Linked DNA regions of Mus musculus: region 1 is linked to region 2. A link is a loop called in an ENCODE intact Hi-C map of the cell type or tissue named here. Cell type or tissue: gastrocnemius. All regions are shown on one strand.

Evidence for each region. Hi-C counts contacts between places; a loop is a spot of excess contacts. Peaks named below come from ENCODE experiments on the same cell type or tissue, not always from the same donor. Only the 100,000 strongest peaks of a DNase experiment are listed, where the experiment ranks them.
Region 1: a loop joins it to region 2, with 5 times the contacts of the local background. A loop is called at or near these places in 26 of 42 quality-filtered maps.

What each region holds. Positions count from the first base shown.
Region 1 is chr7:137,769,189-137,777,188 of GRCm38, forward strand. No RefSeq gene overlaps it. Among named protein-coding and RNA genes, the nearest start is that of 4930570E01Rik, 120 kb to the left of the region's middle. In gastrocnemius, no CTCF peak of the experiment used is centred here; DNase peaks (open chromatin) are centred at 4,050, 4,529 and 4,967.
Region 2 is chr7:137,599,692-137,607,691 of GRCm38, forward strand. No RefSeq gene overlaps it. Among named protein-coding and RNA genes, the nearest start is that of Gm51411, 50 kb to the right of the region's middle. In gastrocnemius, a CTCF peak has its summit at 3,561 (motif pointing right); DNase peaks (open chromatin) are centred at 263 and 3,563.

The sequences.
Region 1 (8,000 bases), 170 kb after region 2:
ACACACACACACACACACATACACACACACACACACACACACACACACACACACACACACACACACAGAGTTAGAGAAACAGAAAGAGACAGAGACAGAGAGACACAGAGAGGAGAGGAGAAGAGAGGAGAGGAGAAGGAGGGAGGGAGGGACGGAGGGAGGGAGGGAGGGAGGGAAGGAGGGAGGGAGGGAGAAGAGGGCAGTGGCCTCTCAGGTGCAGATTTAGATCCCCAGCCACATTCTTTACAACCCCACAGCCCTTCTTGCCAACAGTTCGTCTCTGGCTACTGTTAAAAGCTACTCTTAGGAACCAGAATTTGCTTGGCTTGATGGTGACTTTGAAGGCTTCTGCCTTCAGCCTCACATGTCACAATCACTCCACAGACGTCCACATCAGAAGGACACGCCTTTGTATCTGTTCTGCCATTCAACCCATCTTAGCTTCAGACTCTGGGGAAGCCAAGTAATTTTGCAGCTATTGCGGATGGGGCCTCCCTTGCCATCCACTGACACTAGCGGGGAGGCTGGAACCTGGAAGGATTGAAGATATTCAGCTCCTATCTTCTGCCATCTGATCAGTGGGCCCATATACATCACATCTGTATGGAAAAGCTCTTTGCTTCCAAATGACAGTAGCATATTTACAGAGCTTAAGGAGTGACTGACTTCTCTTATAATGAAGGTATGTGTGGTACTGTTTCAGGGTTTGTGTCTCTGCAATTTTGTTCGCCTCCATATCTAGCTCCTGACTTAAATGTAGCAAAGCAAAGAAAAAAGATTAGCTTCCTTATTTAGAAAGCCTGTGGTATATAATGATATGGAAAAAATTAAAATATATTTACATGTATAGATAATAAACATGAGCAGATACATAAATATGTCATTTTATTTACTTCTGAATAAGTAACAAAGTGAGATGTTATCTGAACTGAGAAAGGATGAGAAAAAATTGGAAAATAGAAAAGTAGGAGATATTTTTACAAAATATGGCAATATGGAAATATGTTATTTCCAGGAAGAGCTGGAGGGCTTTGGCTTTATAACATGATTCAAAAATACCTTCCTCAGTGGTATAATTTTCTCCAAATTGTAGCCTGTTTGATATAAGCTCATAAAAGATTTGCGTCTTGGCTCAAGACAAAGATTTTTTTCCAGCCAAATATGATAAAAGTGGAGAAAGGCTAAGGAAGTGTTATTAATTCTCGAGTAAGATGAAGGCAAGGCACAACTGTGGGCCGTGGCACCGGAACCTGATTGGTTGTGGCGAGTTTACTGTGCCCAGAAACAACAATTCGGAGCCTTTATTATATTTACAAATACCTTGGCATAACCTTTGGCTCGGTTTCTGACTAGCTCATAACTTATTTTCCCATTTATTCTAATCTAAATTCTGCCATGTGGCTGGTTACCCCTGCTCAGCTTTCATGTGTCTGTCCTCTTTCATGTCCTGGACAAACCTTCCTGTGCTTGGCTCTATTCCAGTGTCCTTTCTGCCTACCGGATGTCCCACCTTCTATTCTACCCTTTCCTATAGGCCATAGGTTTTTTTTTTTTTTTTAATTGAGAGCTGATGTATCCATACAAAAGAATTTCTCTCTTCACTGATTGACTGGCTCTTTGATACTAAATGATTGATTCACAATTGCAGATTAAAAATAATTACCATGGCCTAAGAACCATAGATCAATGGGCCAAGTGCTCCAGAATTAGAGAAGATTCACCCCTACCCATAATTTTCCGTCCAGGCTTACAGAGGATTGTCTGGCAGTCACTGCTTGAGTCACATGCTCCCTACTTCTGAAAATGCCCTCCCAGGTGCTCTGCTAGCGGGCTTGAGGCAGCCTGTCACGTTGACACAAAAACTGTATTATCACAGGTGGGCAGAAGGGAGGTGACAGCTGCCCAGAAGAGACAGCATAGTCAGGAGTTAGGAGGCCACCTAGCTGGGGCAGGAAAGAAGAAAATTTACAGGTTTTACAGGATTTACAGGATGGGATAGGTCTCGTAGTGTTCCAGATGATCCTGTGGTCACTGAGCCCTGCTTTACCATGGCCTCCCAGAGCTGTGTGGTTCCAAGGTGTCTCAAGGGCCAGAGACTAAAGGGTCTCTGAGGCTGCTCCTAGGCTGGACCAATTAGCAGAGATGATGGTGCCATAGTCTATATTGAGATGCACTTCCCTTTCCTTTCCTTTGAAGGACATGTTGAGGCTGTGGAGATGACTCAGCAAGTGTCTGCTGCACAAACATGGGGACGTGAGTTCAGATCCCCAGCATCTAAGTAAAAGACAGATGCAGCAATGGGCATCTGTAAAACCGGCACCAACAGAGGAAGAGAATAGTGGATGCCTGGAACTACCTGACCAGCCAATCTCTCTGAATGGATGGGCTTCAGGTTCAGTAAGAGATGGTGTAGCTATAGAAACCTGGAAACAATGGGTTAATTCCCTCCCCCACCGCTATAGAGTGCAAGAAACCCATCTTGCAGCAGCCCCAGGGGGATCTGTTGGTGCCTGCGGCTCTTGACTCTGTTGGATCAATGGCTATTTGACTAGCAGTCTTGATGGTCAAGGCATCCCCTTTCTCCTTCCAATTGAGGGTGGACTTAGAACAGTTTGCTATGGATTAATTCTCGGTGTGAAATGTTTGGTATGCAGATCTACTTCCTTAACTGCCATCTTTTATTTGCCCGTGTGGCAAGTCTTTATTTGTTTCCATTACAAAACCAAATCCCTGAAACTCTTAAGTTCTTAATATTTTGAAATTCCAATTATCCACCCTGATCATATCTCTATCTGCACTCCCATTTGCATGTGGGGAGAGCAGGCTGTAAACAAAAGCACCTTTTGAAGTGGGGAGAGTTACTGAGATCTCTAGCAGGAACCCTTATTTGTCAGAGAGAAGTCATTTCCATAAGCAAGCCAGAAGAGGACCTGTGGGAATGCAGGGCCCTTGGAGGATCCTGACGCTGCTTCTCTGAGCACCAGCCTTGCTGGAAAGTGAATTGACCTTGTGCTGAGTCTTGGTGTTCTGAGTGCCCTGGAGGGTCCCACGTGGACCATGTGGAGATGGTACGTACGCCTGTGAATTATAGAGCATGCTGCTCTTGGGCCTGTACACCGATATATACGGCTGTACATTTTAACTGCACTTGAAGTCAGGGAAATGCATTTAGAGAAAACCTATGGCAAAGGCTACATGAACAAGCTGTTCCCAGATGGACTGAGAAGGAATTTGAGCTCACTCCACCGTGTAACTCCTGGGCTGGGTAAATGGGGGATATAGACAACTAGCACTGAATGACAAGGGCGGGCGGAGCAGGTCCTGCTGCCCCGGGATGTGACTGCAGAGAAGGCAGGAGTTTGGGGCTGGATTTCTGTCTTTAGGTGAATGATAACTCATTGACCTGCCATGCAGCCATCACATGGATGCTGAAAGCCAGGATCTCTGTCCAACCAGATCCCAGCCCTAGGTGCCAGAACTGTCTGGGTTGACTCATCAGTACCACAACCAGAGTGGGCTGAGGTAAGTCTGCTTCCCAGCCAGGATGCTGTCTATCCCAGGGCTCCCTCTAGGTGTAGCTGGACTGTAGCTGGGGCTCCTGTTCTGTGAGTCACATCAGCCAGCTGAGCTTTAGTCCTGGGCAGTGCCCACTTGTCCCTGTATGAAACTGAGGAGCAGTTGAAGGAGCATAACCATATTAGATAGGAGAACTTATGTCTTACGGAAAAGCCCTCTTCCACGGGCACAGTGAACTTTCCAGGACCTTTCTCTGTAGGGAAAGTGAGTGTTCCAGACTCTTTCTCCATGAGTATAGTGTGTTCTAGACCAAGCTCAATGGGAAGTGAGTGATCCTGACACTTCCTTCATAGGGACAATAGATGTTCTTGGCCTTTCTCCACACACCAGTGAGACCGAAGACTTGTTTCTTACAGTGAACTCTCCTGAGTGCACGGCACCTCAGCCATTTCCAGATTTTCTGCATGAGGCCAGCACTCCTCTGTCTAGGAACTGGTCCAACCCTTGAGGATACTGATGAGAAAGGCTGTTGGTGTTCTGGCAAGTTAGTCCCCAGAGAGCTGGTCTGCAGATGGCATCCTAGTCCAGATGGTGACCCATGCTGCTCAAAGGGATAAACCATAAAGTCTCAACCAATAAAAAGCCTATCTCTTGCTCATGCCTCTCCCTACTTAGGACCTGGTGACCTATTCCATGTGCTCATGCCCCAGGCACCATACAGATTGAAGGTTACCTAAAATAAGAGCTGGAAAAGCAGAGGACCTTAGGGGTAAGGTTTGCACATGGGCTCTACATTCTACACACAGTATATGCCACTCAGCACCTGCTTTGGTTAAGGCATGGTCTCAAGGATGGAGTGAGCACATGAGAGGAACTACACATAGTTAGCACTGGAGTGGGACCTACCCTGCCCAGGTTGGAGTGGACAGGCTCTCAGCCACTGTCCTGTGCCTGGAGTGAGCAGAACACTGGGCCTCAATTTTCCTTTTAGAACGTAGACTGGCAGCTAACAAAAGAGTTGTCAGGGCAAAGAAAACAATCCAGGGCTTCAGAAGGCCAAGGCTGTGGTGAACATTGCCTGATGCACACCGAGTCCATGTAAGCAGAGCCGTGGGCATGAGGAAAGAGCCAAGCGCATCCCCAAAGAGGAATCTTTATTCTGATGATGGGCCAATTTTCTCCCTCTGTTCTTTCTCGGTTTATTTTGTTATTTGAAATTTTTCTTTAGCAGTTTGCCAGGCTTGGTATATTTCTTTGTTTCACGTTTTTTTTTTTTTTTCATCTGTGCATAGATTACATGTTTTCAGCAGCATCTGCTGTGAATTTTAATTACGATGCTCAACTCAAAGGGAGCCTCACAAAGCAGCCTGCATCGTTAGCAGTCCAGGGCCATGTTTATGGTGCAGACGGAGGTAGCACAGTGCATTGGGAGACTTGGAAGTCAGACAAAGGAAATACAACTCCACAGTGCTCCCCTTGTCTCACTGTCCCCCTCCCCCGTCAGAGAAGCGTTTGTAGCAAGGGACCACTATGCATTAAATTACTCTTGGTTTTTGTTTTTCGCCAATAATTGTCCTTTGGTACTTTGAGGTAACATCACAAAACCCTGGAAGCTTAGCAGCCTGGGATTGGCGGGTAGACTGCTGGAAAATACATGTCTGTGTTTGGTTGTTTCAAATTACAAAAATAAGCTTATAAAATGCCATAAAATCTGGCTGTGATTACTGATTAGCTTAGGAAGGCTTTCTGGGATACATGGAATTGAATCCCCCGAGGTCATCCTTATGTTGGTAATGCTAGTTCTGTGTAGCTCAGCATGGAAGCCTAGAGGGCCCTGTTTACCTAGGCGTGTCAAGCCAGGCTGATGGTGTTCAGCACCTGGGGTCAGTCCTCCTGCTGAACAGGGTGGACAGAGCATGCTCCTGTCACAGAACACATTCCTGGCAGTGCAGATCATGTCGATCTTGGTTATTTGTACAATTCAGCTCCACGAGTGTATTTTGTTTCAGAAGCGTCTGTTTGGAAGACACGACCATGCAGTCGGAATTTGTCTGCTGTTGTAGAGAAGAGAGCTGGGAATAGAAGATGGACGTTGCATCCCTTAAAGCCCCAGACTATGACATGAGGCTGTAGGGTGTTGTGTTAGCTTTTCTTATGGAGGCATGAACAAGCATTTCATCCCAACAGAGCACCAGCAATAGACAAAAGATTCTATGAATATCAAGCTTGATAAACCAAACTTATCACAGGAGTATGGGAAAAGAGTTACTACAGGGCAATGAGTAATCCCCAAAGAGCCAGCAAAACATCTCACCATAGCATAGATGATGACTTTCTCATAGCTGCATAGATGTGGTCCTTCTCAGTTTACCATCTATGTCCTGTCTACGCTAACACCTCCCCAGCCCATGGGGACAGAATCGTAAACAGCTGGGAACAGGGTTTAGGAGTGAGGTAGTGGCTGGAATCTCAAGGGATGTTCTAATGACCCTTTCCAAGCTCTCTTACAAGGGAATATCAACAGACACAGCATTTTTGATGATCTCTCTGTGCCTTAATTAAATTGTCAATGGCTACTGGAGCCCTCAAGATGGACCAACAGGTAAAGGTATTTTATGTGCAAGTCTGGTCATTTGAGTTTGATCCCTAGAATCCCTGTAAAGATGAAAGGAGAGAACCAAGACCACAATGTTGTTTTCTGACAGCCACACACGTGTTACAGCCTGTGCTCTCCTCCTCCACAATATGTAATTGCATAGTAATAGTAAATAATTTGTACAAGAATAGTAATGGCTACACATGTGCAACAGCATTTGTTCCCACACACACATCATGCATACACATAATATAATAAATAAAAATGTAAAGGCTAGTAATGTCTGTTATTATTGCTGGAGATAACATGAGATAACATTCTACAACACAGGACCCATGGTATTGATCTACGGAGGCTGCGAAGGTACCCAAGGCAGATGTTATATAATGTTTGCCAAACTGTATTCTCTTTTCTCCTGAGAACTTCTTAACCTGGTCACCACGGGCCCAGCAGCAGCTTATATGAACTCCAGTACCTGTTGGCTTTGCAGGGCAGTATATAACACAGTACACTGGTGTCAACGGTCACTGCCATATCACCTGCATGGTTCCTGCTTTAACTAATGTGATCCTGCCTGCCAGGTACCTGGACTAGACCCATGGTAACATTGAGGCTGGCCAAGACTACATGGCCTTCATGTGACAAGAAATGGCTGGAGGCTGGAGTCCAGTCATCTGCCCGAGAGCCCCAGAGGGTAGTGACATTGTGGTTTTGTCATTTTTACTCTATGGCCTAGAGACCTTCAACTGTTATCATTCGATCCCCTTCTATTGATCTCTAGTAAGGCCCCTCTGTGCTGCTCCTGACCTCACTGTAGTTGCTTTACCCTCCTGGCCTTTGAGAGGCAGGCCATCCAGTTCTTACTGCCTTATCTATAGCCTAGGGAACGAGAAAGAGGGTTCTAGGGCTTTCAGCTGCTGTATTACTTCCTTATTCTTCCACCAGTCTGCTACGCATTCATTTGGCTATGAAGCATAGATTTCTGTGACCTGGATTTCTGCTTTTTTGTTATCTTATTTCCCGAAGCCCCTGCTTTCCCCATACCTCATAGGGGGATTCTGCAATCTCCAGGAATGCCACACTGGCAGGAGAGATTTATTTGCCTCATGGGAAGTAGCGTGTTTATTAACTAAAATTGACACCTGTCTCCTGTAGTGATGTCTTGAAGAATTCTGGAATTTGGGTTTCTTTAAAAACACGGAAATATTATAAGAATGTGTTTTTGTTTTAACCCCAGGTGTGGGGCTATCAGGCTGCTTCAGACTCTGCAGCAGTTGACTCTGATTTGCCTCATGCTCTAGCAGAGACATGGCTTTGCCAGCTGCAGATAGTTTCTACATTTGTGTGGAATTCTGGGAACTTTTCATAGGGTATATATATATATATATATATATATATATATATATGTATATATATATATATATATATATATATATGTGCATGCTAGGTCCCTGAGAAAGCAGGGTTGGTGGTTGGTGGTCATTCAGGGGGTTTGGTTTTAGTTTGTTAGTAGTTGTGCTCAAAGAAGAACAAAAGGAAAAACTTAGATTCAGGGATCTCCATCTCTCCCTCTTTCCTCTATTTTTCTCTCCTCCTATCTAGTGATAGAAGGGCAAAACGGGGTTTGCGGGGAGTAAAGGGTGGTAAAAAAGAAGAACCCACCAAGTAGTCAAGACCAGCTACAAACAAAGAAGAAACAAGAAGAAAGAAAGTAAATTCAGGAATCTCCCCTCACCCTTGTCCCTCTATCCTTCTTTCTTTCCTATCTAGTGATAGATGGTGAAACCAGAGGAATGAAGGGTGGCGCAAAAGAAGAATCCACAAAGGTCAGCTACAGTCTCCTCTTTGATGGTGGGGGATGGTGCTCACTGTGGGCAGTGAGAAGCTG
Region 2 (8,000 bases):
CCACTTAAGGTACCTGCCTACAGCGCTGGAATAAAGATCTCCAAGCCCTGCATAGGAGCTGATACTTCCTCTGGAGCAGGTGCCAGGAGGGCCCGACTGAGACCAGGTTAGGAAGAAGACTGCCAACCCAAGCAAGGCTAAGGAGGATGGATGCCTGAGGCCCAGGGTCAGGACCAAGGTCAAGGGGCTGGTTGTAGTCTAGCTGGAGCCCTGGACACGCTGGACAGATTGGCCACCACCCAGATGCTTTCAGTTTCAATGTTAGACCACATAGCAGGGCCACCTGGGGCACACTGGAGCTATGGTGTGAGTTGGGGACAATGCCAGTGGGATGGCATGGTGGTAACCAGTTGACTGTATCTCTGCAGGTATCAGATGGAGGTTTGGGTCAAATGGAATATATCTCCCACTCTGGAGATTTTTTTGACAGGGGAGGACTCCTGGGGGGGGGTGGCAGGTGACATGTCCTTCACTGGACTCTGAAAACAAGGTTTCCATGGGTGATTTTCCACACCAGATGGGAATTAAGCCTAAAGATAGTCTGGTGTCAGATCCTGTCAGGAGCACTGTGCCACTGTGCTGGCTTCTCCAGGAGTCACCTTGCATTTTAAGGACAGATTATCCCTTCAGGAATGTGGCTTGGTTAATTGTGTGTCACTTTTTTTTTCTTTTTTCTTTTTGAAAAAAAAAAAATGTTTTCAGAATGTGACGTTATATTTAGGTTTTCAACAAATTACCTGAAATTGTTTTCAATGTTGTATTTTATTGTCGATAAATTGAAAATGTCAACTTGAATTATTTCTTTTTGCAGACCACACTATCTTAATTAACCAGGTAAATTAAGAGAGCATTCTTCTAAATGGGCCTTTGTTATTATGCTTGTCACGGAGGACGGAGGACGGAGGACGGAGGACGGAGGACGGCAGGGACCAGTTGGGAGGCAAGGCTAGCTGGGTGAGCGCTGACCATCATACCTGAATCTCTCCAATGGGAAAGCACGGAGTGGAGAACAGTTGGGTCCCCACATCAGGCTTATTTATCTTCGCTCAGGTCCCCACATCAGGCTTATTTATCTCCGCTCAGGCTTCAATACTGCTGCCATTCCTTAAACAAACAAACAAACAAACAAAACAAAACACCCCAAAAAACTAGGGTGGGCTATGGAACAAGCTGGGTTCTATATAGCAAAACTGTGTCTCAGAACACAAGGATGTAGGTCAGTGAGAGAGCATACATGTCGCATGCACAAGTCCCCGAGTTCAACCCTTCCCTTCGAGACAAATCAGGGCTAATCGCTGACCTAGATCAGGCTGCAGGTTAGATGGTATGAGCATAGGTTGCTAGGTTCCCATGAGAGTAGACTGGCACATGTCACCTGGGAATCACCTCTGTGCAGCAGCTGGGGCTGCTTCAAGACTGAAAGAGTATTGGGAAGGTGTTCTGAAGGATTTAAGAAGGCTCCTGGGATGGCCAGGGAGTGCAGGTGCCTCCCCTGAAGGATGCAGAGGGAGTCAGATAGCTTACCCAGTACTTTCTGTTACCCACCAAGGTACAGTGACAGTTGTTCATGTGACAGATGTTCCCCAATAGCTTCCTTAGCCTTTCTAGAAATGAAAGGGCTGGTCACCAGCTGTCAACCATCACCACACTGTCCAGGAATGCCCTGCTTGTCTTCTCCATGACAACAGGCTCCCACACAGCCTGCTCGGGAAGACAGGGTCTAGTTAAAGTTCCACTTGTCAAGTGCTCTGCTTCTTAACCTGCCAGGCTCCCTGGAGTGACTGCAACACATTGCCGAGGACCAGGGGATGTAAGACCACAGAGACCCACGGCCACACAGCTCTGCACAGCAGAGTCCAGGTCAAGGTGCCAGCAGGACTGCTTCTTCTGGGGTTTAGGGAAGAATCTGCTTCACAGCTCTCGAAGCTTCTGGCTACCACCCACAATCCTCGGCTTATATTTCAACCTCTCTGGTCTGCCTCTATCTTCATACATCTATTATATCCATCTGCTAAAATGCCCTTTCCTTCCTCTTACACTCCTTATTTTGTTTTTCTTGTTTATAAATTTGTTTTTGTGTGTATGCACATGTGTGTATGTATGCATGTGTGTATGTATGTATGTGAGTCGGTGTGTGTCTATGTATGTGCATTGTGGGAGTATGTAGAGGTCAGAGAACAACCTTTGGCTGTCCATCTTTGTTGGAATTTCTGCCATATTGCATACTCCAGGGTAGCTTGGTTTGTAGCTTGTGGATGGTACTCCTGCCTCTGTCTCATTTATTGCCTTAGGAGTACTGAGGTCATAGATGTGTACCACAACATTTGGCTTTTTTAAATGGGTTTTAGGGATCTAGTTCCAGGTCTGATGTCTGTGGCAAGTGCTTTTACCCACTGAGGCATCTTGCCAGCCCTAGCATTCTTTGTCTTATAAAGGCACCATTCACTGGGCAGAGCATCTACCTTAAATCAGGCTGTTCTTTTGTTTGTTTGTTTGTTTGTTTTGGTTTTTTTCAAGACAAGGTTTCTCTGCAGCCCAGGGTTTCTCTGTATAGCCCTGGCTGTCACTTTGTAGACCAGGCTGGTCTCGAGCTCAGAAATCCGCCTGCTTCTACCTCACAAGCGCTGGGATTAAAGGCGTGTGCCACTACTGCCCGGCTGGCTGTTCTTTTGTAATGTGGCTAGATGAGCAAGGCCCTTCTTTCTAAGCACACCCACATTCATACATCTAGGAGCTAGACCCAGGGCATCTCCTTTGCGGCCACTATCAATGGAGAGCTGTTTATTTCCACATCTCGCCTTGAGCCGTTGCTGTCACAGAGAGGTTGGATGGTTCCTTGATGGGAAAGTGCGCAGCATGGTGACTGTTGGGAGGGTGTCTCAGGGGCTGGCATTATCCTTCTTTACCTCCAATACTCACGGCTGGGTCTGGGTAGCCCTTTTTCTCCAACATCAATAACTGTTACAGGTCCCCAGTTCGTTCTCCCTTCTAATCACCCCACTGGCTCCTGCCAAACTTGGGATCGGACTGGATCTGGTTTCAGGAGGAGGACGCCCTGGCCTTGTGGCTCTTTATTCTTCTGGCACTTTCCTACAGCGCCTTGCGGACTGGGCTGTGGCGAGCTGTTTGCTGCGTCTCTCTCTGAGTTTTACCCTCAGCGATATATATGTTTTTTCTAAACCAGAAACGGAACAAACACTAAAAAGCTATGGAGAACTTTACTCCTCTCCTCTCCTCTCCTCTCCTCTCCTCTCCTCTCCTCTCCTCTCCTCTCCTCTCCTCTCCTCTCCTCTCCTCTCCTCTCCTCTCCTCTCCTCTCCTCTCCTCTCCTCCTTTCTCTTCTTCCTTTCTTCCTTTCTTTAAATTCACAAATGTGACCTCAGAAACAGTATGCAAATTTCGAGAAAGCCTGAGTTATGAGGAGAGCAGGCACCTTCCCTTCTGAGTCTTCAGGGTTAGGTTAGGAGTGGTGCGCTGATCCAGCTCTGGAGCTCAGGGAAGCCGGGCTCCAGATCCTCAGTGTGTCAGCGATCACGCTGCATGTTCCCACTAGGAGGCGCTCTAGACACAGTTTCAGCACACACCACCTCCAGGGACCTGCCACCTCTGCTTGATGCTGGACACACAGGAAAGCAGGAGGCTGAAGCATCCACCTAGCCCCCAGTTTATCCTCATCAACCAGGCACAAAGCAGGGCTCCGTGTGAGAACAGGTGTGGCTTATTTTCCCTAAAACTGTCGCCTATCTCGGGTCCTCTGGAGGAACAGCAAGTGCCCTTATCAACTGAGCCATTTCTCCAGCCCGTCGCAATACTCTGTTTTATTCAGCCAGAGACCCCAGCGCTCAGAATGGTGTCACTCAGATTTAGGGTAGCTCTTCCTATTTACATGAACTCAATCTGGAAGATCTCTTGCAGACATGTTCAGAGGTTAATGACCAAACCCTATCAAACTGACAAGCAAGATTAACCATTAGAGCACATGTTCTTTACATAGCCTCTCAATAAAGACAACACCCTGGGAAGATCAGCCCAAAGCCCCGGTGCTTAAGCTTCAGTGAGAAAGAAGAACGTCTGGACTGTTACAGAGACAGCAGAATGTGCCTCCCGAGAGTCTCGCCTGGAAGTGTACAAAGTACCGGCAGAAACTCAGTCATGGGACTGACTTACTGTATAAAAGCAAGAACTTTGGAATAAAGTAAAAAAACTTTACAGCACTTTGCAATGGACTGGTATATCATTGTGAGCATATTTTGCAGTTAAAAGATTTATCTAGCCTAAACATAATTTTTCTTTTATAAAAGAATGTATTTTAAAATTTCCGTTCTTTTCTATGATGACAAGAGGGTCTTGGAATATGATGCCTGGAATATATTTCTGCAAAAATCAATACATTTAATCCAAACCTTCGAAGTTAAGATGATATTTAGCCAATGTGTGAGAAATATTTTTTTGGAAGGAAAGCAGACTATGGAGAAAGCATTAAAACTCCCCAAGCCGGCGTTTGGGAATGCGATTTGATTTTGTTGCTGACATATATATGTACCACTCCTATCTCTGGCTGTGTGGAAGCAGAATCTCTTAACGTAATTCAATTTTCCAAATGAAGACTTTGAGCACATTTGTGGAACTAGGAAATGACACTTAGCACTTTGGCTGATGAGGGTAACTGAATGATACCAGCCAAGCTGTAGCCATCCGCTCCTGTTAGGAGCCTGCACACAGATGCTGAAGAGGATCCACGCAGCCCAGGGCCTGGCTTTGGGGACCCCTGGAATACAGCACTCTGGCTTTTAGGTTTAATGGCTACAGATCCTAGATTCAGTTTAAGTTAATAGTCCTTGAGTGTTCAGACTGTGTGTGCATTTGGGCTGGGGCTGGGAGCACACAGAGGAACAAGGACATCCTGGAAGGGAATGCAGAGAGTAGGCAAAGCTCCACACAGTCTGTTGGCTGAAGGCTATAAGGAAGAGCTTGCACTGATGGGCTGGTACGGAGGTAATCTCTGGTTTGGAGGTGATCCTGAGGTTGAGAGGAGAAAGGTACTGGCCAAGGGGCAGAACGTAGGTGCCATATATAGGTCCAGTATGCATGATTTGTTTAGGGTTTTCTGAGTCCTAGTGCCATCCTGTGTATATCCCCGAGACCCTCTGGTCCAGCCATGCTAACCACCCTGGAGGAGTAGGGCTTTGTGTGCATGGGAGCAGGTTACTGACTGCACAGCTCATCTTTAAATCTCATTTATCTGCTACAGTTTGGCCTTGCCTGTAGCTCCTGTGTGCAGATCAGTGTTGGGGTTTGGTCCAGTGCTGTGTATACAAATGCTAAGTTCTGAGCCCCAAGATCTGGTTGTCCTCAGATGAGTGAATTCTCACATACACTGACATTCGTTGTGTAAACCTTGCTCCCTAATTTAAAGTGATCAGTTAAATAAAAGTGGCTATAGCAAATTATTAGAGAGAATAGAAGTAGGTAGGGCTTCTGTTACGGGGCAGGAGGTCTCCATTAGATCAGGAACACGTGCCTTAGTGAAATGCCCCCTGAGGATAGACTGATGGAGCAGAAATAACCCAGGTGAGACTCACACAGTAAGTACTCAGGGAATGTAGCTGGAGATGGAGTCAATCTATTGTTGGAAAAATAGATGAGGGGTAATTCAGCCAGTAATTGTGCTAAAGCTGAATAAATAAATCTAGTGGGCCTCAGTCCCGATTACTGGGGGGCTGGCCCAATCATGTTAAGAACTATACAGTTAATGGACATTTAAAGCAATAGATCATCACAGACAGAGAGAGCTTAGCCAGGTCTGCAGCTGGAGAGTAGAACCTGTCCTCAGAAATGGCGGTGCGGTGCTCCACCTGAGGGGAGTGCCCTGTCCTCACAGAGAACACTCGCCAGCCAGCAACCTGATAGGAGAGGACGAATTGGTCAGACAAGATAGACTGTGACATGAGCCCATTGTTAGGCTCAGCTTCAGGGACAAAGTTATCCTGCAAAAGACTTCGACAAGGTTGTCCGACGATCTCCACCAGCCTTGGGTCTGCTTGGTAGCCCTGTGATGGTGGCTCAGGACTGACACAGCATTATGTATGACTGCCTCTTCCAGGTGTAGGTTTTAGTTGATCAAAGGCCCCTTGTCCCACCTTTGCTTTAATTAATATTAATGAAGGTTGGTAGCCAACACAGAACTTTGGAGTACAGTGGAACGTGTGCTATTTAGACTAATTGAGGATTTAACATTCTGTGAAGCCAGTGGCATGGATAATAGCTGACAAAGGGAGAAACGGTAAATGTGGAGGAAGGAGCGGGCGGGCTCGGAGCTGCCGTCCTGAACTGTTGACTTCTCAGTTCTTCTCTGTAGTGGGTCCGGAGCCTCAGTGGGCAGACTGCCTGGTATAGGACACGTAGTGGCACCATCATGCTCCCCTCTCGGAGGACTTTGGATTTGCTCAGTGTTTTACTGAGCGATTCTTTCCCTGTTTGACTCCTGAGGGTGGAGCTGAGGAGCCTGGGTCCTTTGGTCACCTCTCCTTAAGTTGCAGCTACACCATGGTTCCCTCAGGATGCCCTTCTCAGACATTCCTCTCTCCCTAGAAGTAAGGTCTACAAATTAAAACCCCAGCTTCTTAGCCCTTGAGCTAACCCTGAGCATGCGGAGGAGGGCCTCCTCTGGGCTGGTAGACCTAATTAGGTTTAATTAATGAATTCCAGGAATAGCAAAGTCCTGGAGAACCTCATGGGCTCTAGGAAAGAAATGGGGGCTTCTGTCTCCCAGATATGTCATTAATGCCTTTTATCACACTAACAGTCCGATCACATCTCTCCTGCTCTGTTTTTCTTTGATTGTTGAAATGAAGCTTTGATCCTGTTTCTCAGTTATCACTGAAGGAGTTCCTGGACCTCTACTGCCGGAAGGTAGATTCCTTCAAAGAGTCCTGATTTTGTGGCAGGTTCTAAAACCACGTGCTAGGAGTAGGAGCCCTGCCCCTGGGCAGCCTCAGCTCTGTCTCTGAGTGCTTGGTTGGAGCTTGTGACAGGGATGAAGGTGGGACTCCCTGTGCTTGTTTCTGCAGTTTGCTCAATAGCAATTCTAATATATAGGGGTAGTGAGGGGCTGACATCAGCTCAATTCAGATGCCATCCATCTGGGACAGCTCAGAGCCTTGGTGGAGAGTAAGGTCCTGTAACAAGGGCATTGCTGCAAATGAGGCCATTGGCCCCACAGATTTCTGCGTTTTGGCTGTCGATTTCAGGGTTTCCAACCCCTCCTACTTTATGGGAGCTTCTCTAGAACAAAGCTTCTTTAGAAAAATGCTTTTTAAACTGGTTTACCAGTCTTTAAGGCAACTAAGTATGTGTATGTGTGTGTGTGTGTGTGTGTGTGTAATCTCTAAAAATTTATCAATGGTTTCCAACCATGCAATCACCAAAAATTCATTTCAAATAAAATGCTCCATAAAGTCAGGGTGTTGCTGGCAATGCTTGACTGTGCTGTGCCACATGGCTTCACTGCCACCTTGATTCTGAACACACAACACTGAACTGCCCAGGCTCTTCCAGCTCACAAGATGTTCCACTGTGCAACGCAAGCAGATGCTACCGGAAACCCTCCAGTGAAGACTGCAGCCTATTGCATGCTATGACTTCCGGTGTTTTACTGTATGTACCAAGTCTTCTGCCTGCATAGAAACGTAAAGGTTTAACTATAGAAAACAAGTCCACCCTTTCTCAGTGTGTACCAGATTGATTTATCTCTGGATTGCATTGTGGTAGACAAACAAGGACGCTCATCTCATTAGCTTGCAAATTTCCCTTCACTTTTAATAAGTGGTGGAGTTACATGTATGCCAAAGAAGAGTTTTTAAAAGTTTCTTTATGATTTATCATCAACATTAGGCTTGCATTTTTATTATGTTGAGTTATGCCTATCTTATATATTTATATGCGATGGGTCTTGTGGACATTGGGGGTGGGTCTAAAGGCGCTGTGACTAGAAAAGGTTT